2 separate regions of the Mus musculus genome follow, and region 1 is linked to region 2. A link is a loop called in an ENCODE intact Hi-C map of the cell type or tissue named here. Cell type or tissue: gastrocnemius. All regions are shown on one strand. Links, peaks and the distances in the headings refer to the core of each region. The heading gives the core; the rest is flanking DNA.

What was found. A loop is a pair of places that touch in the nucleus more often than their neighbours do. Peaks named below come from ENCODE experiments on the same cell type or tissue, not always from the same donor. Only the 100,000 strongest peaks of a DNase experiment are listed, where the experiment ranks them.
Region 1: a loop joins it to region 2, with 5 times the contacts of the local background. A loop is called at or near these places in 29 of 42 quality-filtered maps.

Annotation. Positions count from the first base shown.
Region 1 is chr9:59,275,414-59,281,961 of GRCm38, reverse strand. No RefSeq gene overlaps it. Among named protein-coding and RNA genes, the nearest start is that of Adpgk, 13 kb to the left of the region's middle. In gastrocnemius, for the core only: no CTCF peak of the experiment used is centred there; no DNase peak of the experiment used is centred there; H3K27ac peaks cover 635 bases.
Region 2 is chr9:59,010,005-59,016,552 of GRCm38, reverse strand. All of the region lies in intron 1 of Neo1 (neogenin), which reads left to right. Among named protein-coding and RNA genes, the nearest start is that of Neo1, 23 kb to the left of the region's middle. In gastrocnemius, for the core only: a CTCF peak has its summit at 3,031 (motif pointing left); no DNase peak of the experiment used is centred there; H3K27ac peaks cover 427 bases.

The DNA.
Region 1 (6,548 bases), core at 577-5,576, 270 kb before region 2:
AAGTGTGTGTGTGTGTGTGTGTGTGTGTGTGTGTGTGTGTGCGCGCGCGCGCACACACATTCACACTCATGTGCACCCCATTTGGTCCATTCTCCAGGTTTGGAAACTACAGAGCAAGTGTATGTGCATGTAGAAACCAGAGGACGACTTCGAGAGTGCAGCCCGTCTCTTTGAGCTAGGGTCTCTCACAGGCCTGGAGCTCACCATTTAGGCTAGACAGACAGCTGAGCTTTAGGGATCCTCCTGTCTCTACCTCCCTAGGCTGAGATTTTAAGCGTGCCACCACGCCCAGCATTTTTGTGGTTTCTGGGATTCTAAATTCTTCTACCTATCTGTCTTAGTTAGGGTTTTATTGCTGTGGGGAGACACCATGACCAAAGCAATGCTTATAAAGGAAAACATTTAACTGGGGCTGGCTTACAGTTTCAGAGGTTTGGTCCATTATTGTCATGGTGAGAAGCATGGCAACGAGCAAGCAGAGATGATGCTGGAGAAGGAGCTGAGAGTTCATTTTATTTTAGTTTTATTATTTAATTTGTTTCCAGTGCAAGAGAGTGAATAGAGGGCTTTTCACTCACATTCTACCACTGAACTATACCTTCAACCTTACCTCAGTATTTTAAATGTTTAATAATATCCCATGCTTTGTCAGCTGCTTTTGGGCAATCAGGACCAAAGCCCTTGACACAAATAACTGAAAACAAGAGAGGCCTACTTTGGCTCCTAGTTTCAGAGGGTTCATTCAGTCCACGGTTGCTCAGCCCTATACATTTGGGCAGAATATGACATTGAGATTGTGCTGAGGATAGATTCTTGGCATGGACGGGAAGTGGGGTTGGCAGAGTATAACATTTAAAGCAAGCCATCCTCTAGTGACCACTTCCTCCAGCGAATTTGCAGAACCTCTGAAATGCTCACCACCATCCGGGGACCAAGCACTCAAACACAAGAGCCTGTGCCCTCCACATTTTATATGCATCTTCAAACTAAAACATAGAGGTCCGTGGAAGACTTAGCATCCTGCTTTACCTTCTGGGTGCTGGGATTACAGATGCATATCACCATGCCTAGCTTAATCAGCGTGTGTGTGTGTGTGTGTGTGTGTGTGTGTGTGTGTGTACATATTTTTTAGCAGTGGAGTTCCTGGGCTTAAGGGTAGCTCCATGTAACACTTTGACATATGCTGCTGAGCTACCTTTCCCGGGAGTTGGAATAATCTTTATTTTCTGACAGATGTCCTCTTTTACACTCCACCTGCATTGGGTCGTATTAAATCATTAAAGCCTTGCCAATCAGATAGTGAGAAAAGGTACCTGGTAATTTCAGCACGCTCTTCTACAATTATCTCGAGCAGCTGAAACGCTCTCTTTGGTGAGAAAGAAACTGCCTCGGTGAGAGCTCTCTGCAGAAGAGCTCTCGTGCTGTGGCTGGAGGACCCTGGGCTGCCAGAGATGCTCTGGGTTCTCAGATCCCAGAGGTAGGCTCTCTTGGTGTATGCATTTCCTTTGTTTCTCATCACCCACCGTGGGGCCATGTGCTGCCCCAGCTTGTCTGTGTCTTTGTGCTAGTATGTTCATGTGTTCATGTCTCTCTTCTGTAAGAAACTGGCCCACTCACGAGAGCGTAGACTATGCAGTGATCTCTCTGTATTGGAGGAAGGCCGATAACTGGACTTCCTGTAATCAAGAGCGCAGCTTAGGAGAAGATGGAGTAGAGTCCTGCTCATTCTTCACACGCACTCTGCACCTCCCAGGAATCGGCTCCCTTTTCTGCCTGCTCTATTTGTTCCTGGAGTGAAAGCAGCCACCCTGGCCCAACTCTGCTTTTCTTTCAGTTCAAATGGTCATTGCTGCCTAAGGTGTAGCTCAAATTCCCAAGAAATCAACCACTCAGTATGTCTGTATGGGAAGAGGAAACAGACACCAGAGGGCCCATTGTGAGGGGCTGATACAATGATCACAAGCATCCGCTCCGTCTCACATGCCATTCTTGGTAAAGTGTCTGGTTGGATGTTCAAATCATCGTCCAGTATATACAGAGAAAAAGCAGGGACTCTGGAGGGAGGCGGATCTGGGTTTTAGTTGCAGTTGGACCACTTGATGTGTATTAGGGCCTTGATTTCTCCTGGTCTGATGATTTCATCTGTAGTCAAACAGTATCCACCTCACGGACCAGTATGAGGGCCAAATGACCCAATATATGATGGACTTCCAACATGAGTGCTCAGCCAACATGTTCTATCTCTTACAAGTGGCATTTTGATGGTCACACTTTCCCAAGTCACAATTTCACAGAGCATTACAATTTCAGAAGCAGAGAGAATCCGTTCCCCAGCTGTGCCCATTCGATGGTGGCCCCAGGCCTGGGCAGGAATGTGGGAATGGCAAGGTCTGTCCCGACCTGCCCTCTTGTGACACTAAATTGCCGTATGCTGGTAAACTTCAGCCACACCCGTGTGAGCGGCCTCATTCAGCATGTTGGCTCATGCTTCAGACCTTTGCTTTGTCATAGATTGTCCTCTCTACAGTGTTCTCACTGAAAATACGTCCCTAGGGGTGCTGTGGAGACTCAGTCAGTGATGTACCTTCCGTGCAAACATGGGGGCCCAAGTTCAGAATCCTGGCACCCACGCAAAAAGCCAGGCACAATGGTGTGTACTCGTAATCCTAGCAATGAAGATCAGAGACAGGAGGATGCCTAGCAAAGTCTGTGAGCTCCAGGTTCAGCAAGAGACTCAGACGTGATGGTGAACTCAAACAGCTGGAAGGAAGCAGGCACCAAGGATGTTTAGATAAAGTTCAGATGTGAGCTAGTTTGCACACAGGATGTAGGTTCACTGGGGTGGGAAGTGCTTAAGGAGATAGGAGGAGAGTTGTGTGCTGGTAAGATTCTCCTCCCTTCTTTCAAAAATTATTCTTAGTAATTTAATATATGAACACAATTTATTTAGATCATATCCACCCCAGGTTTCCCGACGCCAACTCCTCTCAGACCTGCCTCCCATGTGCCCCTCCCTACTTCATGTCTTCCTCTCCTCCTCCTCAATGCTGGAGTGCTGGCTGACTTCATCTTGTGCAGTCTTGCATCAGCAACCATGGATGCTGTAAGTTCACGAGTGCAATGGCTGTCAGGTCCAGAAGACATTATAAACCGGCAATCATCCTTGACCTCTGACTCTTAACAATCTTTCCTCCTCTTCTTCCTTGACTGTCCCTGAGCCTTGGAGGGGAAGGGTGTGAGATTCGGTTTCTTGATTTAGGTCCTAGCCTACTGAATGTGCCTACCTCATAAGAATTCACCTATCAGCAAATCTTCATCTCTCATATGTATGCTATGATTCATTAACATTTCGGCAATACAAACTGGACTTCATATAATATTTTTTGTATGTCTCTATATATACATAATTATGTTAGTGTGAGCATGTGTGCATGCATGTGTGTGTGTGTGTAGGCTTGAGGCTATCTTTCTTGGTTGCTCTCTATTTGCTTGTGCCTGAGCACAGAGCTCATCATTTTAGCTAGGTTGGCAGGCCGATGACCTCTGGGTATCTGTCCAACTCTGCTGGGATTACAAACAGTTGCCACCACACCCAGTTTTTATTGCCTGGGTGCTGCACAGCAAGCTTTTTACTGACTGAGCCATCTCTGCAGCCCCATGGACTTCATATAATCGGAAGCACAGAAGACTTTCTCAAGCCAAGTTTGGAAACCCAGATCTAAAAGATAGATATTTTTGCCTTTAAGTATGCATTTTTAATACATTTTGTGGCAAGATGTTGTAAGCAAAGTCAAAAGACAAACAGATTTAGAAAATAGATTTGCAATGCAGATGATAGACAAAGGTTAATCACTACAATATGCAAAGAGCTCTTATAAATTGATAATAATAAAAAAAGACAAAAATCCAAAAGCGAGAACAGGCAATGAATAAGTTGTTCAGAAGGGGAAAAAAATCAAACTGTATGGAAAGATGCTCACATTCATTAGAATGCAGGGGAATGCAAATTAAAGTAATAAAAGATACTCATTTGCACCCTTCTGGCTGACAAAATTAAAAGAGCTCTACAGCGATTGCATGTTGTGGGGAAAACCCCCCTGCTCTCAATCATTGCTGGTGGAGATGTAAATTATTATAGCATTTTTGGAATTCAATCCGGAAAAATCCATCAATATTAAAAATACATATGCCTTTTGACCTAGCAATTCCACTCCTGGGAATCTAGGCCTGGAAAATGAAAGCAGCTAAGGGCCCGTGGGTGGGGGTGTCTATCCCAACACTGTTTGTTGATGTGTTCGTGGTGTGTGCCTGTGCCTCTGCATGTGCACACACAGTGGAAACAAAGCAAATGCCAGGAGCAGAGAAGCAGTAAGAAGAGCTGCTCTCCTTTAGAGCTCAAAGCAAGAGGCCCAAGGTTTCTTAGCACACAAAGTCCTTCTCCTGGGGCGGAAGTGGACAGTGGGTAGCAACCTGCCCTCCTTGATTTAGCCAAGACATTGACACCAGCGTAGGCATGGCGGGGAGATTTTCTAGTATGGAACCCCTCTCAATAACACTCAGGTCCTGTCACTTCAGGATCAAAGAAAGAAGAACAACAAAAGAAGGTTACAAAGGTGGCTCTTGGGAACATCTATTATCCCACCTAGTCTGGCTTTCCCAGGCCAAGCTAGGCAAGCATCTCCATGATGAGACATAGAATCAACAGCAAAGAATGATTTCTAAAACCCACACCCCTCTTCTGCTAGGAAGGTAGCCCCAACAGGACTCTTACGGGAAAAGACAACCTAGCATATGTGGAAATGTTTGAAACTATAACCAAGCCACTAAACTACATTAAAATGTTCTATTCTACACCAAAAAAAAAAAAACATATTCGTAGGACAAAAAGCAGATCTTGTCGAGGTTTGGTCTGCTGTTATGTATTGCAATACTAAATTCTAGCATGAAGGTATAGGCCTAGGAGTGACTTCTTTTGTTTACAAGCTTCTGTTGGGCAGTCCTTTCTTTCTTTCTTTCTTTCTTTCTTTCTTTCTTTCTTTCTTTCTTTCTTTCATTTATTTAATTAATTAATTTATTTATTTTTGGTGGTTTATCGAGACAGGGTTTCTCTGTATAGCCCTGGCTGTCCTGGAACTCACTTTATAGACCAGGCTGGCCTCAAACTCAGAAATCCGCCTGCCTCTGCCTCCCGAGTGCTGGGATTAAAGGCATGCACCACCACGCCTGGCTAGTCCTTGTTTCTTAGTGTAATACTATTGGTTAGATAAAACTGACTACAGCCAATTACTGGAGGGATTAGAGGTAGGTGGGTTTGGGGTGACCTGGTTGGAGGAGAGAGACAAGGGAGAAGAAAGGAGAGGAGAGGAGGAAGCCAGGGGGAGATGGACGATGAGCACACAGTCAGGAGAAACAGCAAGTACCTGGGGTACAGCACTGGGGAGGCAGCCAGGCCTGCAGTTAGAAGACTAGATTAGGGATTTACCCCTAGTAATTGTCAAAGCCAAATAAAATATAGTCTGAGCCTCATTTATTTGTAAGCTAGTCAGGGATAAACTTCAATTGCTTGTACTACAAGATCCTTTATTTCTTTTTTATTTCCATGGCTCTAGGGATTGAGCCAGGTCCTTATGCGTGCTAAGCATACACTCTTCCACTGAGTTGACTGTTCCACATAGCCCAAGACTGGGCTGAGGATGGTGCTGGCCTGCAGTCTTCTTACCTTAGTCTCCTAAGTGCTCGGATTATAGGCACATGCCACCATGAGACATGTGTAGTTATGGTTGGAATATAGTTCTCTGATAGAGTGCTTACCCAGAATACCCTTGGCTCAATTAACACCACCACCACCACCACCACCACCACCATCACCATACACACACACACACACACACACACACACACACACACACTTTGTAACATATTTTCATGGAATTTAACTTTGTTGCTTTCCTTATTGCAAAATTACTAATTATGTTGTTACAATCAAGATTTTTGCACAACTTATATTCTCTTGGCAGTGATATGAAATTGGTCCATCCTTTTTGAGTCACTGTAATTTTAAGATAATTTTAAAAATTATTTTTGATCTAGAGAATGCTTTAGTAATACGAGGAATTGCCATCAAAATTGTAAAACAATCTTTAAATTTGGAAATTGAATTGTAAATTCTGCTTAACTTAGTCGGATATTTTAGTGACGTTGCTGAGAGGATATAGTCACCGAGGTCTGGAAAGATGTCTCGGGAGCTGGGAGTGCTCCTTGCTCGGCCAGAAGGCCCAAACTCAGTTTCCAGTATCACTTTGGAACACTCACAGCTGCTGTAACTCTAACCCCAGGGAGTCTGACGCCCTCTTTTGGCCTCCATAGCGCATGCACATAGACACATACAAATAACATTTTTTAAAAGAAATCATCACCAATTCAGAAAACACTGCACATTATTTTAATTTCAATGGAGAAATGTCTACCTTTTAAATGACAATTACATATTGGATAATATGAGGAATCTTGTAGTAACAGAGAGAGCTGACCTCATATGAAATAAATCC
Region 2 (6,548 bases), core at 747-5,746:
GGTAATCCAAGCACTTGAGAAGCAGCGACAGAACAATTGCCACAAGTCTGAGGCCCGCCTGGTGTGTACATAGTGAGTTCTAGGCCACTCAGGGCTATGGAAGACATTATCCTTTTTTTTTTTTTTTTAATTTTTTTAAAGTGTGTGTTATATGTAATAAGTCATTTATTTGTGGTTATATTCCCAGTAAGTTACTAGCAAGAATTTGAAAACAGGCCAGAATTATAAAGTACTAAACTGTGTAGTATTTTCCTTCCTAGAGTTCCTTTGATCTCCAAAGTGCAGTAGCTCTTGTCCTATCTGTGTACTTAAAGCTGCTTCCCCTATTCTAAGGAGAAAGGAAAACAGAAGTGCTATGGTAGAGTGCCCTAACTGACTTGGTTTTAAGCTATTATTGCTACTGGTCATTTAGCGTGCTACCCTTTGCTCCAAAGAACAGAGGTTTTACAGTGAAGAGCTGGCATGCATTGTAAGCTGTTATGTCATACAGTAGACCTATGTTGGTCAACTTAGAAGTAAATATTAGGGCTCCCCCACCCCCACCCCAAGAGATCCTGGAGTTAAATTCTACAGGATAATTTCTATACATGCTTTTCTCCTGAAAAATAATACCAATATAGTTCTTGTTAATGAGTAAAATGGTCCAAGTTTACTCATAAATCTTTTAGGGCTTTTCAATGAGATATTGAAATGTAGGCATAGTAGAGGTGTAGATTTTAACAAATATATCAATGGTTTTATTTATTAATTTATTATTTATTATTTATTTTACATTTTACTAGTTAGAGAAAAATGTGTAGTTTAAATGTCTCCCTTTGTTTTGTGTTCTGTACATTTGTTGTAGAAATCATGTGGTTTTGATTTGGTATTGACGTGTGTGTGTGTGTGTGTGTGTGGTTCATGTGGTTTGGGCTGGCCTCTAGCTTTCTGTGTAGTAGAGGATGGTCTTAAATGCCTGCTCCTTCACCCCATCATCCTGAGATCATGGGTGTGCATCACCACACCCGTTTATATGGTACTGGGCTTAAACCTAGTGCTACCCACTTGTTAGGCAAGCACAGTATGAACTCAGCTACAGGCCTAGTTTCTCATGTGTATTTTTAATTTGTATTTTTCGTTCATATGTGAAATTAAACAACTGTTAGTGGAGATAATCTTTTCTATGAACTTTGTTGATGTTAAATAGTTTCCCTTCAGAAGTCAACTGTTAGTGTTGGAGCTACAAAGAGTGAATAAATTTCCTGAGAGGAAACGATAATAAAATATTCAGGAAGTCGTTAGGAAGCAAGAACTTTTGTTCTTGTTCATTCAGATAAGCAGTTGAGACTTTTTAGTATATCAATATAGTTTGTACTAGTGGAAGGAATGAAAGATTTGGCAGCTTCTAGTACTGTTGGGGACCTTGAACTGTGTAGAATAATGGAATATAGAATGCATAAATGTTAACAATTTCTTGTAGCTGTTTGAATTATTTCCTACCTCAACCCCTTTTGAGTATCTTTATCAGAGAAAAATGTGAGAACTATCTGAAATCAATATGTGACTAACTCAGGAGGGACCCTGGTCTTGGGGAGACCTGCAGGAGTTGATTGCCTTTCACCTCTGGCGTGTGAAGCAAGCCAGTAGTATGACTGAGTTTTCTTCCCATGCCTTGCTTTCTGGTCACTTCTTGGTTGTTTGTCTTAGTCATTAATTTCCCACTTTGCTATAGAATCTTTGGTCACTGTGACTAGCCTGTGTTTTTCCTTTTTGAATGGAATTATTACACGTGTTTTTAACAAGCTGAGTTTAGTTTGCATTTTCTTCTGTTTATGTCAGAAGCAGCTTTACCCTTGAGTGATAAGCTCTGGATCCCGTCACGTGGATGAGCCTCTTCTAGAACCTGTGAGAGGTCCCAACATTGCATTTGGTAGTTAGATATTGCACCTGTAAATTGTGCTAAATTGAGGATTTGATTCCCCCTTCTGAATTATGTATGGGGTCAAACCTTTCAAAACCCAAACCAGTTTGGACGATGGTAGAGGTTTAGTGTCCATTTCTAAATGAAGCTGAGGAAAGTTTAGTGAAGAATACTGTGAAGGAAGCGCTAATGAGGAAGCCGAGCAGTTGACTATAGAGCAGCAGCTCTGATCTCTTGGCTGTGACTCCTTTGGGGGGGTTGAACAGTCCTTTCAGAGAGGTCTCCTAAGGCCATCAGAAACACAGATATTTGCATTACTATTCATAACAGTAGCAAAATTATAGTTATGAAGTGCCAGTGAAAATAATTTTATGGTTGGGGGTTGCCACAACATGAGGAACTGTATTAGGAGGGTTGAGAACCACTGCTATAGAGTGTGGAGTGGCCAGGGATGCTTTCTCTGGCATCAGGGCCAAGGTAGTGAGTACGTTAAGGTGCTGTCTTTGGATTTAAAGATACATTTTCAAGTAGTGGTTTCAGTAGCATTTTGAATTAAATAAGGAATCCCAAGATAGTATATTTTACTCAGAAATTTAGTAATATAATTTCAGAATCGTTTTATTGAAAAAATTGAGTCATTGTGTTAATTAACAGATCGCTTAAGAGTTAGGAGTTTTATCAGTGAGCCTTTCTCTGAACACAGAGTAAAGATATAAGTCTCGGTTTCTCTGTCACAGCGTGTTAGCTTGGAAGATGATTCTTCTCTCTACTTCATTTTCTCATCCTCTGGCTCTTTCTGTCCCTTCTTTTTCATCCCTTGTTCTCTTCACTTTTGGATTCAAAACTCTCTTGTACTTCTGAGGATTTTGAATGACCACTGAAGATAACCACATTTTAAAATTGTATTTGCTCTGTTCTCCTTAAACATGACTGGGTGTTCTGCATGTCTGGAGACTCTTATTTACAGTTAAAGGAGAGTGCAGTATTTTTAGAGCCAGTTCTATCCAGCCTGCGGTTGGCTAACCAGCTAAGTTTCAAATACGCTTACAATTACTTAGCTTTTCCTAAAATTCCTTTCTGATTGGCCTGATAACATTTCTAGAAAGTTGTATGTATCTGCCACCTGGTGGTGAAATGGTATAGCAAATGTTAACTTTTAGAACTGTAATACTATTTAAGCTCTACTTAAGCTCTCTGGATATGTAGCATTTTCTTACCCTCCTTTTTTTGGTTGAGAAGATATTACTTTAATACACTACTACAGGAACATTTTGACTAATTTGTTTTACGGTGACTTCTTAGATTATAGGTGACTTCTTAGATTATGAAATTTGTATATTCATCAGTTGCATAACTTCTGACTTCTTTGAAAGCATGTTTCTATTTAGTTTGGAGAGATGGGAGCTTTTAAGAGTATTGTTGATTGTAGTATTTCTAAAATGAATAGTCATCAACTCAAGAAAAAGTAAAGTTGATAGAACTAAAGCATTTTGTGGGGGGGCAATAATAACATATTTAAAAAACTTATCCTCACTGATCCTCAGGTTTATTAATACAGCTAAGCTGTGCTAGGATTAAAGACCGGAATAGTGACTAATAGAAACATTCTTGTTTTCTCAGTGTTTATAGTCTAATTAGAGAAACATTGTTACTACAGGGGTTACATATATATATATAAGAGAGAAGTCTCATCCAGGCTGTTAGCAGGGGAAGTTTCTCTAAGGAAATGGCATTTCAGCTTGGGTGTGACAGACATAGACTCAGTCTAATGTGGAAAGCAAGTTGGCAGTTGGGAGGAGTTAATAGGGAAGTTGGGGTTCTAGTGAGAGAGAGGGACTGTGGTATGAATTAAAACAATAAATTAATTCAGGACCATGCAGGGTGTATCACATGTGGATGTCAGAGAATCGACTGTCCTTCCACCAGGTGGGTCCTGGGGGTTGAACTCAGGTGAGCCATATCACCAGCCTCAGTCACTAGTCAAAGGAATCTTAGGTGTGCAGCACATACATAACATGAGTCATTTTGTTTGTTTTAACTTGTGGTACTTATCTTATCCTGTAAGTCATTAGATGTATGACCATAGAAAAGTTAGTAATTTTTATTTCGTGACCTATAAAAATGAGGAAAATAAAATTATAGGGTTATTAAGAGGATTAAGAGGTAATTTTCGTAATGTCTTTTTTATTATGTTCTTTTCCTTCTGCCCAACATGGTGTTTTAAGGATATGGCCATATTGCTACGAATACATCTAGTAAGTTTCCTCTAATTACTGCTCAGTGCTTCATAGTGTGAGCCTTCTTACCTAGGGTATGAATACCTAGGTTCGTTCTAACTCCCACTACCTCAAATACACTGGCAGTGGGAATTCTTCGTCATGGATCCTTTGCAAATCCTGGAATGGTATTTTTTTCCATTAATTAATTTATGTATTCACTCGACATCTCGATTGCAGCCTTCTCCCCCTCCTCCCAGTTTTCCCCTTACATAGCTTCCCCCCCCCCCCCCGGGGATTGGGGGTGGGAGGTCCTGCCTCTTTCCCACTCCCATACTAACCTACCCAGGCACTTCAAATCACTGCTGGACTAAATATATCTTCTCCCACTGAGGCAAGACAAGACAGCTCACATGTGGAGCAAGATCCACATGAAGGCAACAAAATCAGGGTAAGCCCCCGTTCTGGTTGTTGGGGGACCCACATGAAGACCAAACTGTATATCTGCTACATAGGGGGGGGCTAGGTACAGCTCTTGTATGCTTTTTGGTTGGTGGTTCAGTCTCTTGGGATCCCCCAAGTGTCCAAGTTAGTTGACTCTGTTGGTCTTCTCATAGGGTATAAATTTAATAAATTTTGCCAAATATGGCCTGGTTAAGAGTGTTTGTACTAGTTTGTTGGTATATCAGAGTTATCATCTCATGTCTTTGCGAAGAGCTGACAGGACTTAACTTCTTAATGCTGACATCTGACAATTGGTCTAAAGAGTTATTTCAGTGTTGGTTGAATTTGCATTTCTGATTGCTAATGAATCTTACAGTGATTGCACTTTTCTGTAATTCCATGTTGCTATCCTGTCTTCATTTTTGTGTCAAATTTCTAGTCTAATTAATTTGTAACTCTTCGTTCTTGTTGGTAGACATGGTAAATCATTTTTCTTTGTCATGTTTTTGTTTGTTTTTGTTTTTTACTTTACCTATAGTCTCCTTTGAACAAAAAGCTTTAACTTTCTTGTTTGAACCCATTGATTTTTCTCCTTTTAAAATTAATTTTAATTAGTAAAGCATTTGCACTTACTATGTATTTAACATGATTTCAAATACATATTCATTAGGGAATGTGTAAATTAAGCTAACATACTCATTACTTCACATATTTCTTTGTAGTTGATTCCCCACTCTGTTATTGTTTTGGGAATATTATACATAGTAATTAACTAGTCCTCTTACTGAGTAAAGGTTTACTTAGACTTAGGTTTTCTCTCAGGGAACTTTTGCAGCCTTTGACCAGTGGCACCCAACCCCCTTTAATTCTTGGTAACCACTTTTTTGTTTTTAGTTTTTTGGGTTTTTTTTTTTTTTTTGGTTTGATTTTTGTTTTTTTCTGATGCAACATGCAAGAGGTTTATTGATCCAGCACACTGGGGTCATCCTGCAATAGGGGCAGAGACGACCCCAAATCTTCTAAGCATACACTTTTTATAGTTTAAGGGTAGACCTTGGTAATAAGGTGAGTTGGTTTAAGCCCATGGTTGGCCCATGCTGACCTTTTCTTCCCCCCCTATAGAAATGGTAATTAGCCTCTCCCTTCCAGAGTGGCAAGTGTTTCTTGACCTTCCCTTTGCTTCCCCCTGCTTTTATCAACTTTACATTTTCACTCCATTTTTTTTCATTATTTTTTTAATTAGGTATTTTCTTCATTTACATTTCCAATGCTACCCCAAAAGTCCCCCAAACCCTCCCCCTCCCCTCTCCCGCAACTCCCACTTCTTGGCCCTGGTGTTCCCCTGTACTGAGGCATATAAAGTTTGCAAGACCAGTGGGCCTCTCTTTCCACTGATGGCCGACTTGGTCATCTTCACTCCATTGTTAAGTGAGATTATGCAGTATTTGTCTTTCTGCTCTTGTCTTATTTTACATAACATGTTTTGTCTCAAATACAAGGAGAAACAACTTCTCTTCCCCTGCCTCCTCCACTTCCTTGCTGACCTCAAACTCAGGATACTTCTGAGTCAGCCTTCAGTGTTGGGATTACAGGTCTGTTCCAACCATGCAGTGCTTTTTTTTTTTTTCTTTTTCTTTTTAAAGATTAAGTGCTTACCTAGTATGCAAAGGCTCTAGGATCAGGATTCTTCAACACACATTAACATTTATATCCCATCTGTGGTGTGTCTGAACACTGTTTTCTTACCAGTTCATCTGTTGATAGACACTTGAGGTGATTCTGTGTTGTCTATGGAGAAGGATTCCTTACAAGGACTCCAGTTGTGCTTTGGCACATTGATTTCATTTTCTTCTTTGCATACCTGGTGGGATTGCTGAGTTTGTTTTGTTTTTCATTTTGGGTTTTTGAGACAAGGTTTTGAACTCACTTTGTATACCAGTCTGGCCTTCTGAGTGCCGGAATCTGTGCCGTAAGATCTCCCCACGGTT